4 separate regions of the Homo sapiens genome follow, and all the other regions are linked to region 2. The links are chromatin contacts, found by Hi-C or POLR2A ChIA-PET in ENCODE. All regions are on one chromosome and are shown on one strand. Each heading gives the region's core, a stretch centred on a gene start or an enhancer-like site at or near the end of the contact. The rest is flanking DNA. Distances are from core to core; before and after follow the strand shown. Region 1 overlaps ZNF365 (zinc finger protein 365). Region 2 overlaps JMJD1C (jumonji domain containing 1C). Region 3 holds the start of RTKN2 (rhotekin 2). Region 4 has its middle 71 kb from the start of ADO.

Evidence for each region. Hi-C counts contacts between places; a loop is a spot of excess contacts on that map. ChIA-PET counts read pairs that join two places held with the same protein, here RNA polymerase II (POLR2A). Pooled maps may share reads with other maps.
Region 1: a loop to region 2 is called in a map of CD4-positive, alpha-beta memory T cell, with 7 times the contacts of the local background. The contact joins two enhancer-like sites. A Hi-C loop is called at or near these places in 1 of 168 maps with a recorded cell type or tissue (CD4-positive, alpha-beta memory T cell) and 4 of 50 pooled maps. POLR2A ChIA-PET finds 5 or more read pairs at or near these places in 2 of 52 experiments (PC-9 and WTC11).
Region 3: a map of PC-3 shows a loop between it and region 2 (2.3-fold over the local background). The contact joins the promoter of RTKN2 here to the enhancer-like site in region 2. A Hi-C loop is called at or near these places in 1 of 168 maps with a recorded cell type or tissue (PC-3) and 5 of 50 pooled maps. POLR2A ChIA-PET finds 5 or more read pairs at or near these places in 1 of 52 experiments (Panc1).
Region 4: a loop to region 2 is called in a map of naive thymus-derived CD4-positive, alpha-beta T cell, with 6 times the contacts of the local background. The contact joins two enhancer-like sites. A Hi-C loop is called at or near these places in 1 of 168 maps with a recorded cell type or tissue (naive thymus-derived CD4-positive, alpha-beta T cell), 1 of 37 single-sample maps with no recorded cell type and 10 of 50 pooled maps. POLR2A ChIA-PET finds 5 or more read pairs at or near these places in 1 of 52 experiments (H1).

The regions. Positions count from the first base shown.
Region 1 is chr10:62,383,434-62,386,593 of GRCh38, forward strand. The region is part of intron 2 of ZNF365 (zinc finger protein 365); the gene reads left to right. Among named protein-coding and RNA genes, the nearest start is that of ZNF365, 11 kb to the left of the region's middle. RefSeq lists an enhancer at 183-1,382. Within about 2 kb of position 1,503, at least 5 of the 41 ENCODE cell types and tissues checked have a DNase peak (open chromatin) inside an H3K27ac peak, as active enhancers do.
Region 2 is chr10:63,263,825-63,267,081 of GRCh38, forward strand. It overlaps JMJD1C (jumonji domain containing 1C), which reads right to left. Exons shown (of 26, transcript NM_032776.3): 3 at 827-940. Among named protein-coding and RNA genes, the nearest start is that of MIR1296, 110 kb to the right of the region's middle. Within about 2 kb of position 1,452, at least 24 of the 41 ENCODE cell types and tissues checked have a DNase peak (open chromatin) inside an H3K27ac peak, as active enhancers do; they include Panc1, where a contact is called at or near this core.
Region 3 is chr10:62,267,506-62,270,532 of GRCh38, forward strand. It overlaps RTKN2 (rhotekin 2), which reads right to left and starts at 1,339. Exons shown (of 12, transcript NM_145307.4): 1 at 1,046-1,339. The coding sequence starts at 1,105. All of the region lies in intron 1 of LINC02621 (long intergenic non-protein coding RNA 2621), which reads left to right. RefSeq lists a silencer at 1,091-1,420.
Region 4 is chr10:62,732,135-62,735,326 of GRCh38, forward strand. No RefSeq gene overlaps it. Among named protein-coding and RNA genes, the nearest start is that of ADO, 71 kb to the right of the region's middle. Within about 2 kb of position 1,402, at least 6 of the 41 ENCODE cell types and tissues checked have a DNase peak (open chromatin) inside an H3K27ac peak, as active enhancers do.

The sequences.
Region 1 (3,160 bases), core at 253-2,752, 880 kb before region 2:
TTGTGGGGGCTTGGGAAGAGGAGGAGGAATGACCCTGGCAGAGGGAACAGCATATCCAAAAGTAAGTGTGGCTCAGTGCAAAAATGAAGGAAGTTAAAATAGACATAAGAAATGGTTTGTTGATAGTAGATTATAATACATGATAGGATCAACGTGTTGTCACTCATTAAAATGCATAGTTCAATGCCTGTGCAAAATTGCAGTGAGCACCACAGTGCGTGAACGCATATTTCCATTACTCTCTGCACATGCTTCTAGGGTGTATTGGTCACATGATAGCATGTCTTTGATTTTTCTGAATTAACCTGTCTTTAACCCATCTCAGAAGAAGTAACTGAGAGGATTCCATCTGTAAAAAATGAAATAATATTATCTATTTTTCAGACCATATGGTCATCCTGTAAATTAATGAACGCATGTGTGAATGGATATAACTGAAGGTTTGGCTCTCTGGAAAGGGCTTTTTCCCTCATTGCTCCTCTTCTACTGTGTTGGTTTCTGGATACCTATCCATCTGACAGATTTCCAGATCTGGAAATCATTCTGCATAATAATGAGCTTCAAGGTCAGTTTCTTATATTGTACTGGTATTTTTTTTTTTAGTGTCAAATATTGCTTTAAATAAGCATGTTTTCTACTGAAGCCTAAAACCTCTGATTTAATAATATTTGGCCTTTTTTTTTTTTTTTAAATAAAGAAGAAGTCGAAGATGGGGCCGGAAGTGGCTTAGAACCAGTTAAATTTCCCCAACACTGGTCTGCACCCACACCCTGATTGAGTTTCACTCAGGTTGGCCCTTATCTTCTCATCTGGCCTTCCAGCTTTCACACTGTATTCTGAGTCACAGGGTTGAGAACCAGAAATAAAACCACACAAGTCTTCTACTGTTCTGTCCGATAGCATCATATTATTCTTCTTCTTAGTCACTTTTAACTAGCTTTGTAATTACGTGTTTATTTCGGTATTTCCTTCTTTCATTGTTTGACTCTCTCACTACATGTATCCATTATATGCTAACGTAAATAACATATTTTTATGAAAAATAACTGTTTTCCCAAAAATAATTTAGTGAAAAGAGCGGTATTGTTTTAAAAGTTTATGTGTGGCTTCATAGAAGGCAGCTGGACTTTGGTAGTTCCACATTCAGTCTGTTGCAAATTTGTTGTTTTGGTTGAAACAGATGAAGAAAATCTAGTCTCCCACAGATACATAGTAGGAAATGGAGGGGTATTTTAATAGCCTTCTCAGATAATCATGGATATTTTGCTTTGATGCTGTGCCAAATGTGACAGTTGGTAGTTTCTTAAAGAGTCATTGCAATGTGGGATCTGAAACCATATCAGTGAACATTTTGTACTTTCTTACGTTGAAATCTATTGGTCTGTCTTGCACTTTGAATGGATATTTTATTGTTTGGAGTGTAATTATGAAAGAGGTTACAAATGCAATGTGTTTAACCCCTTTTCTTTTCCATTCAGAAAAACCCCAAGATTCTTTGGGGAAATAAGAGGTGGTTCTGGATATTCATCCAGACTGAACAGGATGTGAATGAACGGTGGATCTGAGATGTACACACATGATATTCCACAATTAGTCACTTGGTTTTGATCCCTTTTTCATCTAACAAAGATACCCTACACAATCTCAGTATGATGAACTTCTCCAGTCTTTCTCTTGTGTTTAACCTGTCTTTTAAAACAAAATCATAGGATACCATCAAGCTTGTTTTAACTGTTTTTTTCCACCCTAGTTGATGTAATACATCTACAAACTGAAATTAGGTTAGCAGTTTGTGCCAGGTTGGTTGAAAAATACAGAAGGTATTAACTTCTCAGCTTCAGGGCACAAGATAATTGGTTGAGAGAAGTTAGAAAAAAGATCCTTCTTTTCTGTGACATGGCATAACATTCCAGGAGCGTATTAAAATTAATATTAAAAATTAATATCAGCATTAATATTAATTTTTAAAAGTTTCATGTAGAAACAGTGGCAAAATATGTGATTGAAAAATACAGCCACAATCATAAAAGGTGTTGCATTCAAATTTGTTCTCTTGCTTTTGTGATGCTAATCCCCTGAGATTAAGCCATCAAATGTTGCTGTCTTCGCATATGCTAGACTGTATAGCATGAAAGCCCTGGAATGGTAAATGTGCACAGAGATAAATGACAGGAAAAAAATATACTGGATATTGACAGTAGTTGCTTCTGAGTGGTGGGATTTTGGGTCATTTTTAGTTTCTTCCTTGTCCTTTATAAACATTAATTACAACAAATACTTATTCAATATTGTGTGTCAAACACAAATGTGTTGAGTGCTGGACTTAGAACAGAGAACAAAAGCTGATTCTGTCCCTGCCCAGTTGAATCCTCCAAAAGGTCAATTTTTATATTTTCCTTAATATATGTGAACCATTTCCATAATAAGATGTAGGAAATATTGACCGAAATGAATTTTTAAAAATGGTACTTTTTTTTTTAACTTTTGGTTGTTTGCCCTGTAAGTACAGTTTGGAGACAGTTGCATCATTCAGTTATCCTAAATATCTCCCAGGAAATCTCTACAACAGGCTTGTAGAAATTTGGATTCTCAGACTCCAAATGAATTGAAGCCTTAATGTTGGAAATAAGAAGTAGTAACCATTTTCCTGTGGTGTATTTCCAGAATACTCCATCCCAAAGGACCTAAACCATAAGCAAGAACCATGAAAGGGCTGGGGATGCATTCACATGGGCCCGCCACTCGTTTGCTGCTAGTTAAAGTTTGTGGCTCATGTAGGAAGCAGATCAAAGTGAATGACGGTAGAGCTTAAAAATTGGCTTGTGTTCATGGCCTGAATAATGAAGACCTTGAAAAGTACACATCTTCTATTGAGGGCTAATATGGAAACATCTGGAAATAAACTTGAAACTTGACGATGAAAAAAATTCTTTTCCAGAAGGACTCTTATTTCTTGTGTGTGGATATTTCTTAGCTACTGAAAGATGATGGAATTATTATGGAATTAGGGTTTATGTTTGATCCTGGTTGGGAAACTAGAAAAAACAGGGGCTGGTATCACTAGCATTTCTTTGAGTGAATCATTATTAGAGCCAGCCTGTTGTCTGTTTTTATACATATGTAATTCCCAAAGTTTTGTAAGGATGTGTGATTCTATAGG
Region 2 (3,257 bases), core at 202-2,701:
TGGAGGCTGAGGCAGGAGCATTGCTTGAACCCAGGAGGCGGAAGTTGCAGTGAACCAAGAACGTGCCACTGCATTCCAGCCTGGGTGAAAGAGTGAGACTCCATCACGGAAAAAAAAAAAAAAAAAAATACACATACACACACACACACACACACACACACACACACACACACACACACACACAATTCTGTGAGCTTTACTTATACCTGAAAAAATTAACTGGTAATTTCAACAATCTTAAAAAATATTTAGCTTAATACTTTTGATGAGTTTCTTCACATAATTAAAAGCTAATAGTCAACTGGAAAATGTTTTCCTAATTAAATGTATTTGTATTTAAATTGCAATAATGGAGAACTGAAATTTATATATAAAATCATTCAATTACTGACAATCTAAAAAAATTTCCCCTTTAAAAAAAGAACTATTATGCTAAACTGATAGGTATACATAAACACTAATCTCATTTAATTATATTAATTTACCCAATTCTTAACGTTTAGCATTGAAGACAATTTATACTAATATTTAACCAATTATTTTCTAATAATGATTATTTAGAATGTCAGATACTTTATTTTGTTTACTTCTGTATTCCTTGCAACAGAACACTGCCTGGCTCATAGTAGGTTCTCAGTATATATTGTTAATTGAATTAATAAATCGTTTATCCTATAAGCAAAATCAACTGACTGCATTCATTGGGTTTTTCACACAACTAGAAGTTAGATGAAATGATATTTAAAGAATATTGTTTAAAGAATGTCTGAATATCAATAAAGTTTAATTAACCTTTAATTTTAAAAAGTAATCTAAAATTTCTTACCTGGTAGGGCTGAAAGGCACTATCTTCAGTTAAAAAATCCAGTTGCTTATCTACAAGGAATTCTACTGCAGTGACTGAACTGGGTATATTTCTTTCAACCAGAGGTTTGAAAGTCTGCCAAGAAAAAAAAAATTTCTAATGATAATTTTCTGGGTAGTATCCTGAAATTATGAAGGAACACACACCAATACAATGTATCAATGTCATTATCACTACAGAGTCTTAGGGTACCTAATATTAATTTTCATATTATAAACTAATGCTTTTATCTACACCATAAGGTATCTGTGTTTATTTAAAAGAAACAAACTAGATCTACATGTGATATGGGCATATTTGAGTATACTAAGTCCCAACTGTTTACTTTTAAAAAGGGATGTAATAAAATATGCATGTGTGTAAAAATGTCTGCTTAAAAAGAGAAATTGCTTTTGAAACAGTAAACTGGGTTGTAGAGCTATTTACCCCCACCTTTTTTTTTTAACTGTATTATTTCTTATTAAAGAGAGTAGTTATTATTTCAATGTACACTTTTTGTCTAGCTCATTCACATTAAGCAGGATTTTAAATGATCAGGAAGTATCTGGTCTTTTAACTCCACCCCTTGCACTCCCACCCCCGCCCCTGCACCAAGCACAGATAAAAATCCCGCAGCTTCGGTGAGAGAAGCATGGAGGAAGGGAGTAGAGAGAGTCCGGTAAGAAGTACTACACAAAACTCTACTTTGCAGTCAAGTCCAAATCTCCACTACTTCTTTTAAAAAAAGTCAATCCAAGGTCATTTGATTCCTTTAAGAAGATACCTTTAACATATGAGATTTAACTCGTATCTTGGGTGGGGATGACAGGGACAGAGCCAGGGTAGGAAGAGGAAGGAAACAGGGATACAATGTATAAATTTCTTTATGACTATCACACTCACTTTCAAAGTAGATGAAGATTAAATAAAATACAAGTGTCTTATATTCATGGTACTGTTCTAAAAACTTGAAAATGAAAACAAAATTCCACCATTTTAAAAACACAGCTGCTTTACTATAAAAAAATTTTTTAACTGGAAAAAAGTTCGGAAAACAGAATTAATAATCAACTCAATTTCTAAGTTACCTATATCACATGGAGAAATCTTTCTAGCTACAGGGTAATTTGTGTTAATATTTCCACACAAAACAAAGATTTTGGCATAGACAGTACAAATTACCAGGCATTTCAAAATCATTGTGTTTCCCCTTTCTCTTATTCTGTCTTAAAAAATATATAACATTTTGTTAATAACAATAAACATACTCCAGGGAAAAACTTCAAGATGTTTGGTTTGGAGTGGCTTTTAAGGAGTTAATTTCTATATTTAAGAAATTCCTAAGAGGAATTTCAGGTTGACTCACTGCAATCTGTAACAATGTTTCAAAGTTAAAAATTTAATATTAAATTTAAGCAAGTCTTATTTCTATGCTATCTACATCATGAAGTTACAAATAATATTTTCTTAATTAAAAAACAGGAAAAACTCTCTTATATTCTCACTTATTTTCGATATTTAAGATCAGAAAATCTAGTCACAGTAATATCCTCTCTCCCATATCCTAGGCTAACCTTTTAAGCACTCTATTATTTATCAAAATTACTATTATTTGGGTGAGAAATCACATTTTCAAAATAGAAAATCCTCACATTATTTAGCTATTTCCTTCTACTGTTATCATTTAACACTTTTCAATTACATAAAATCCTATAGGATTTCATAAAATCCTATTTATTATTTTACTTAAGTGACAAAAAGTTTGTAAGAAATTCAAGAGCATTTATTGTATTTAGGCTTTAAAAGTGTCCACCACTACGTGACCAATTGACATGAAATATGTAACATAAACAGGGATATTCGGCTGATCCCTACTGTAAAAAATGTTTTTTCATATTATATCTCTGTCAGTTTAGTTTTTAAGTAAACTAGAAAACACTGGCATCTTCTCAAGAGGACTTTTAATCCTTGAACATTATCAAATGATCTATTTCTTTTCAAACAGTACCATATCAGGTCAACTCATGAAGGTTAACAAAAAGGTCCACAAAAGGTATTATCTAAGTGGCTAAAGATACAATTCAATTAAGTAGGATTTGAAAAAGAAGTAAAGTTCTCCTTCTGGAGTGCCTCTTTCTTACGCAAATAATACAGGTGGCTTGCATTTCCTATGAGACCTAGTCATTTTATAATATGAAAAACATTCTTCTGAAGAGAGCTCTCCTTTTCAAGGTAGGCCAGAGTTCTAAGGGTAAATTTCAACAAGCCGACCAATGATTTAAATTATTCTAAGTTAATTTGAAAAAAGGATTTCTAAGCTAAAAAAATTCTCACGTTTTAAGATGTCTCATTGAAAGCCAAGTAAAATTTGGCTACCAGAAATCTAAGAAAACTAGCTGACAATGATCAAATT
Region 3 (3,027 bases), core at 89-2,588, 1.0 Mb before region 2:
TTGAAATTTTTGAAAATGCTGGCATAAAACAGCATAAGTATTACTGATAAAGACACTGGACTTCTTTTGCATAATGAATCTTAATGTCTTGCTTTATTTTTCACAGTATTATTGAAAACTAATAATTTTGTGTCTGCTAAGGAAATCCCAGATTTTTAAACAAAGATATCAGGTGCCTCCATATGAATGAAATTGCAAATATTCTACCAATTTTGACCTACAAAACTGGCAATTTCATATGGCTTAACCTATTTCTGAAGTAGGTAAAAGAAGGTAGAGATTAAAATAGAAGTGAAGGTCCAGCTTAAAGACATCAGAGTTTTCTTTTAAGACCCTAAAGTTATGGTTAAGAGTGAAAAGTGGTAACATTTTAATAACTGATGCTGCCAAGAAATAATGTTGGTTTAGTAAAAAGTAAAATAAAAAGGTTTCTAACGCATTTTACATGGCTCAAAAGCAAACATCAAACTTCTATCCAATGTCACGTGTACTCCCTCTTTCCTTTCAAATGATTTGAGAAAGAACCCAGTATCAAACCTTCAACTTTTTCTAAAGTGCAGAGGTTGCTGTTTGCCTCTACTCCGCTCCGAACCCCCTCCCCCCAACCAGTTCTGTGTTGTGTGTAGACATCGCTCCATTACTGTGCTTCCCATTAAATCCGTAATAAGCCAGCTGTCCACTGGCCTCGCTGGGTTTCTTGGGAATCGAGGGGCTCCCATTTCCCCGGCATCACCTACACCTGCAAAAAGACAGGCGTCCAAAGCCTGGGGAGGGCAGCGGACAGGTGCGCCCGCAAACGCGCGCCTGGACCCCGGCACCGCCTTCCCAATCCGGACCTCAGCTGCCTGAGAAACTCGGGGGTTCCGATGTCCAGGCCCTTTAGAGCCCCAAGAGCGCAGTCTCCTAATCCCTCCCTTTGTTTCTGGCCACCGCTGAAATAGAGGAGCGGGGGAGAGGCTTTCCCGACTCCTCCACAAAGCAAATGCGCGAGGAACAGAACCCCGGCTCCCTCACCTTCCGCGGCAGGGTCCCTCCCGCAACTCACCTGCTGGGTGGGAAGCCCCGCCAGGCGGAGCGCAGGACCCCTCAGGCTCGGCCCCTCCATCTCCAACGCGAACTGTCCGGGCCGTCGCCACTCCTTCAAAGGGAAGATTTGAAAAGCCCGCCCCTGGCAGGAGCCGCAGAGGACGCCAACCGCCCGGCCGTACCAAGTCCCAGTCGCAGGGGCCGGGGGCGCAGGAGGAGCCGGGCCGAAGCGCACGCGCAGTGGGCGCGCCTTGCGCTCTGCAGCTCCCGCCGCCGGAAGTTGCCGAGACCCCAGGCTCTAGCGCGGCGGGGCGGGGGAGAGGGCGGCGGTGCCGGACTTAAGTCCCGGACAGGGATGTGGGCGGGCCTGGGACGGGAGTGGGAGGGGCCGCGGGGAAAGCTTCGGCGGCGGAGCGCACCTGTCCCAGCTCAGGTTTCTGGCTGGTGGTTTTCGTGGCACGCCCTTTGCACTGGGAGCTTTCTGCCCGCATCCCACCGAAGGCCTTCCAAAGTGATCGTAGCTGGACAGACTCGAGGCTGCAGTCCCTGTACTCCCAGACAACTCAGGAACCCACAGCGTCACTAAGAGCCCACGGTCTCGTTCCTAAAGAACCAATAACATTACTCTCAAACACAGCGCTCTCTGTTTCCTCTCACCTTTCCCAGCGTTGTCACCAGGGTCACCCAGATATCATGGTTTTATTCATCAGGTTCGTGAGATACTATGTCAGGCATTTCACAAGGTCTTGTCTTTGCCCCCAGTGTTTATAATCCCAGATGTTCCCCGCCAACTACTCTGTCCACTTACTTTGTTTTCTTGCGAAGGATTTCTTTCAGCTCTCTCGCCCTCTCTTTCCCTCTCCAACATCTAAGGTGATAGCAAAATGGGGTACTATTTCTCAAGAGCCTCATTTCTTGCTGCCCTAAAGATTAGCACAAAGACCCATTTTAATTCATGGATTTTGTTAATTATAAAGGGAAACATGGGATTTTTAAAAATCAAAATGAAAGCAGCAAAGATATCACACCCTTGAAAAGTCCTTAAAATTCATTGTCCCTAGTTTATCTTTATTTCCCCCTTGAAAAGGCAAGAGGAAGCCTCTTCTTGAAGAGTCTACCAAATCAACCCTCCAGCCCTCATCGCCTAGAAACCCTTGGGCATTTTTCCTCCATAAATAGGTGCCCATGTTTTTTCATTTGCCTGGGACAGACCCTGTCTGGGTCTGTTGTCCCAATGTTGCACCAATCTTGCACTTATCCCGTAGTGGATATTATGTGGTCATTTTAACTGCAAGACCCTTTTAAAAGCAGTTGGTTTGAGAATGTACTTTAAAAATATAATGGATACCCTTCCTCAAATAGGTAAAATGCCTCTTTAAGACCTTTTGGACTAGGTGATACTAGAAGCTTCCCAGTTGGGAATGATGGTCCCCTTGCATTATGAATGACCCATATCCTTACAACAATAAAATATGTGTTCAAAATTATCAACACGGAGCTCACCTCGTTTTCTACAAACACAGGTCTGAATTTCAGAATCATTATGTGCCCTTTCCTCCAATGCACATCTCTGTCTTATGCTACCACTTTGTGGTATAATTATCTCCTACTCAGTATGAGGCTGCATGAGCCTAGCTGTAGTACCTGACTCAAAAGAAAAACACACCGCGAGCCCATCATCAGACACATAGTACTTACAACACATACAGCTCTCAGTTGCAGATCAAAATACATGTAGAAGCCAGCACTTCATTAAAACAGAGGTGAGTCAACCAGTTTAGAATTGGACACTGATAGAGGAGTATTTGATGAGTTAAAACCAGATATTTAACTGGAGATACATTTATTTATGATACTAGAAGAAAGAGATTAGGCAAGATCATATTTAGTAATTATCTGTAGAATACAGTTGTTACAAGAGACCTTTCTCTTGGGAGAAGAAGTTATGATGTGGTCCTGTTTTTATTATACACCGGGAGAGGTCCCCAGGAATTGCTTAAG
Region 4 (3,192 bases), core at 152-2,651, 530 kb before region 2:
CTTTCATACTGAGGTCTTAATTCCATCTGTAATTTACCTGGGTATAGAGTATGACATAGGGATATTTCTTTTTTTCCATAGCTAATTATCCCAGCACTTGAGTAGTTCACTCTTTCTCTGCAGATTTGTGTTGCCATCTCTGTTATAAACCAAATTTCCATGTATTCATGGGTCTGTTTCTGGAACTTTTCCCTCTCAATTTGTCTCTCCCTATGCAAATACCAAACTCTTTAATTACTTTCAGAAGGCAGTTTTTACTGACACCTCACTATTTTCTGGGTGAGATGTGAATACCTCCAGGAAGGGTGATGCTCTAAATCAATGACAATGCCATGTGCATACTGTCCTTAGATTCCTTCCAATCTGTCAATCCACTGAGAGGAAATTTTGGTGGAGAAAATCCAAGGGAGATCCAGAGAACACAGGGCTCCAGGAAAGGGGAAAGGAGAGAGACTCAGAGAGAGGGTCTCTCAAGCAAGAAGCAAAACATAGCACCTCCAATTACTCAAACTTTTTCTAGGCTTTATCCTGAACATAGTTATATTTGCCCAGAAATAGCATATTTCAATATATAAATGTACCCCACAGCATTCTATAACACTTATCATAAAATCATAACCAGACCATAGCTAATATTTATTGGCACCTAGGCTAAACATTGATAGTAAATATGACTTTATTAAATCCCATAACGTGGGTAATTTCCCTGAAATATAGATGAGAAAATTGAAGCTCAGAGAAGCAGAGTGATTTGCCCAAGGTCACACAGCTAGTTAGTGGCAAAACCCAATCTACCTTCCTTGCTACTATATTCCACTGCCTCCATGTTGTAGAATGTACCACATTAGAGTGGGATTACCTGCTTTTGAAGGGAGAGAGTGAATCTTGTTTTACCATTACGTTCTCAACCCAAGCACTGTGTTAGTCACACAACAGGCTCTCAATCAATACTTGTAGACAAGAATGAATAGATGCATGTTAGCTGTGGAGTCTGTGGTTTCTGAGTCATGAAAGGTCTACGTGGTTTATTTAGTTGTTTGGGGGAGAACAGTCTTCACCTTACTTCCTCTGAAAGCCACGCCAAGCCTCTTTTCTTCTTACCCTCAGATAATGAGCTGAGTTACAAATACACAGCAAAGTCTTTCCACCTACACAGATCCTAGGAGTGTACAAATTGATTTGGGGGTGGGAGAACCAGGCACACAAAGGTCAGTGCCAGCAGCACTTCCAGCTTGGACATTTGTTTTCATCTTCTAGAAATAATATTCCCATTTCCCAGATGTTTCAGTGTCATCAGCTTTGTTTCTCAGCAGAGGCAACTGCAACTATTCCTCCTCATGAGGCTGCGTGCTAAATCTGAAAAGCGTTTGCAGCTCAGCCCCACAAAGATTGCTGCTGCAGTGGGGATTCCCAGCCAGCACAGAGCCCTTTGCTGTCGAGTGGATTTCCCCGACATAAGAAGTGAGTGGACCACTGGTCCCTGGGGGATTGTCAGCACCATAACTTCTTTGAAAAAAAAAGTATTTTGGGGTGGTGGGGTTGGGAGACAAGGATCTGTAAAGGGAGGCTATAGTGCATTGGGAACTGGTTTGGAAGACATGGCTCTCTCTTCTGCAGAACAGAATGGATTCATCAATGATGGCTTCACAGCAGTTAGGCCTCCATCACCAACCACCTTGGGTTAACTACTTTACCACCTCTGAATTGAGCTCAGCCTCAGAGCTTCTCAGGGCCCATGTGGGCTCCATTCCAGCAATAAGCATTTGGAAAGCTTCGCATCTGAGAAAGTGCCTCCCGTGAGTTATCTGTGCTAGGAACTCACATCTGCTGTCATTGTCATTCACTTGGATTCTGACATTGATCCAGAATTTCCTAGAAAACACTGTGCTTTCTGACTACTGCTGTGATCTGTGGCTCCCAGATCAGCTTTTACCACCAGCCCTTACCACACGCCTTGCTGTGGCTTCTTGCCTTGTCTCCATAAGCATTGCTCTCTGGAGCTGGCACATGACTTGGCAGGAAACCCCTGGCCTAGAAAAGTCTCCTTACTTTCAACACTCCATTCACTCATTCAACAAACATTTCCTAACACCTGCTATGTTCAGGCACTCGTCTAGGCATTGGGATACAACAATAAACAGGCAAAGTCTGTGCTCTCAAAGTCTTGCACTCTAGTGAAGAGGATAGAAAATCTGCACATAGATAAAGAGCTATTGAACATAATATTCTGTAGTAATGAGCAGCACCATGAAGCAAAAATAAACTAAGATTAGAGAATTGAGATTGGCCTGGGGAGGGGGTAGCACTTCAGAGAGAGGGGTCAATGAAGAAGATAACATTGAAAAAACCTGAACAGATGAGAGAGATTACTGGGGGAACATACCTGGTAAAAGGGCCGAGGGGGAAACGTGCTTGGCAAGATTAAGGACAAAAGTAGGTCAAGGTGCCTAGAAAAGAGAGAGAGAGAGAGAGAGAGAGAGAGAGAAACAGAGAAGGTATGAAAGGAAACAAGTGTATCATGATGTGCTCCTAATCAGCCAATCCTCTTAGCTCATGAGACCTCAGCCTAGATCCCCAAACCATCACCTGCCATCTTACCCAAATTATAGACACAAGCATAAAGAGAAATGGAAAGTTTCATGCATTTACCCTTTGCTAATCGATCCAATGACAGTAAACTCCAAGGAAGGCAGTACTAGGAATTCCTGAAGCCTATATGGGGCCAATGAACACTTAGAAATTAGATATGACTATGGAGTAAAGCAGAAAAAGGTCCCTTGGTAGTCCTGGCAAATACGTGGTACATGCGTCACCTCTCCCCACCTCCAAACCCAAGCTCACAAGCCCAGTGCCAATCAACAATGTCATTCTCATTCATTGAAATGGGATTAGTCATCCTGACAGATTATTGACATTCTGGCTCCAGAGTTACCTATAATGGTCTAGTTTCTTGAGATCAGACAACTATTAAGTATCTTTTGGCAACCTTCTGTGACAGCTTTCAGCCACGTTATAAATGAAGTAGCAAAGGAAATATGTTTATTAAGCTTTAACCTGAACCCTTTACATAGACTATAGTGTTATGTTTCAGCAAAGCTCATCTTTGATGACAGTTTTAATCACACTCAGGCCCGCTCAGGCATACAGTGCCTTCGACAGTCACCTACTCACCTCACTGTGCTGTGTTTGACA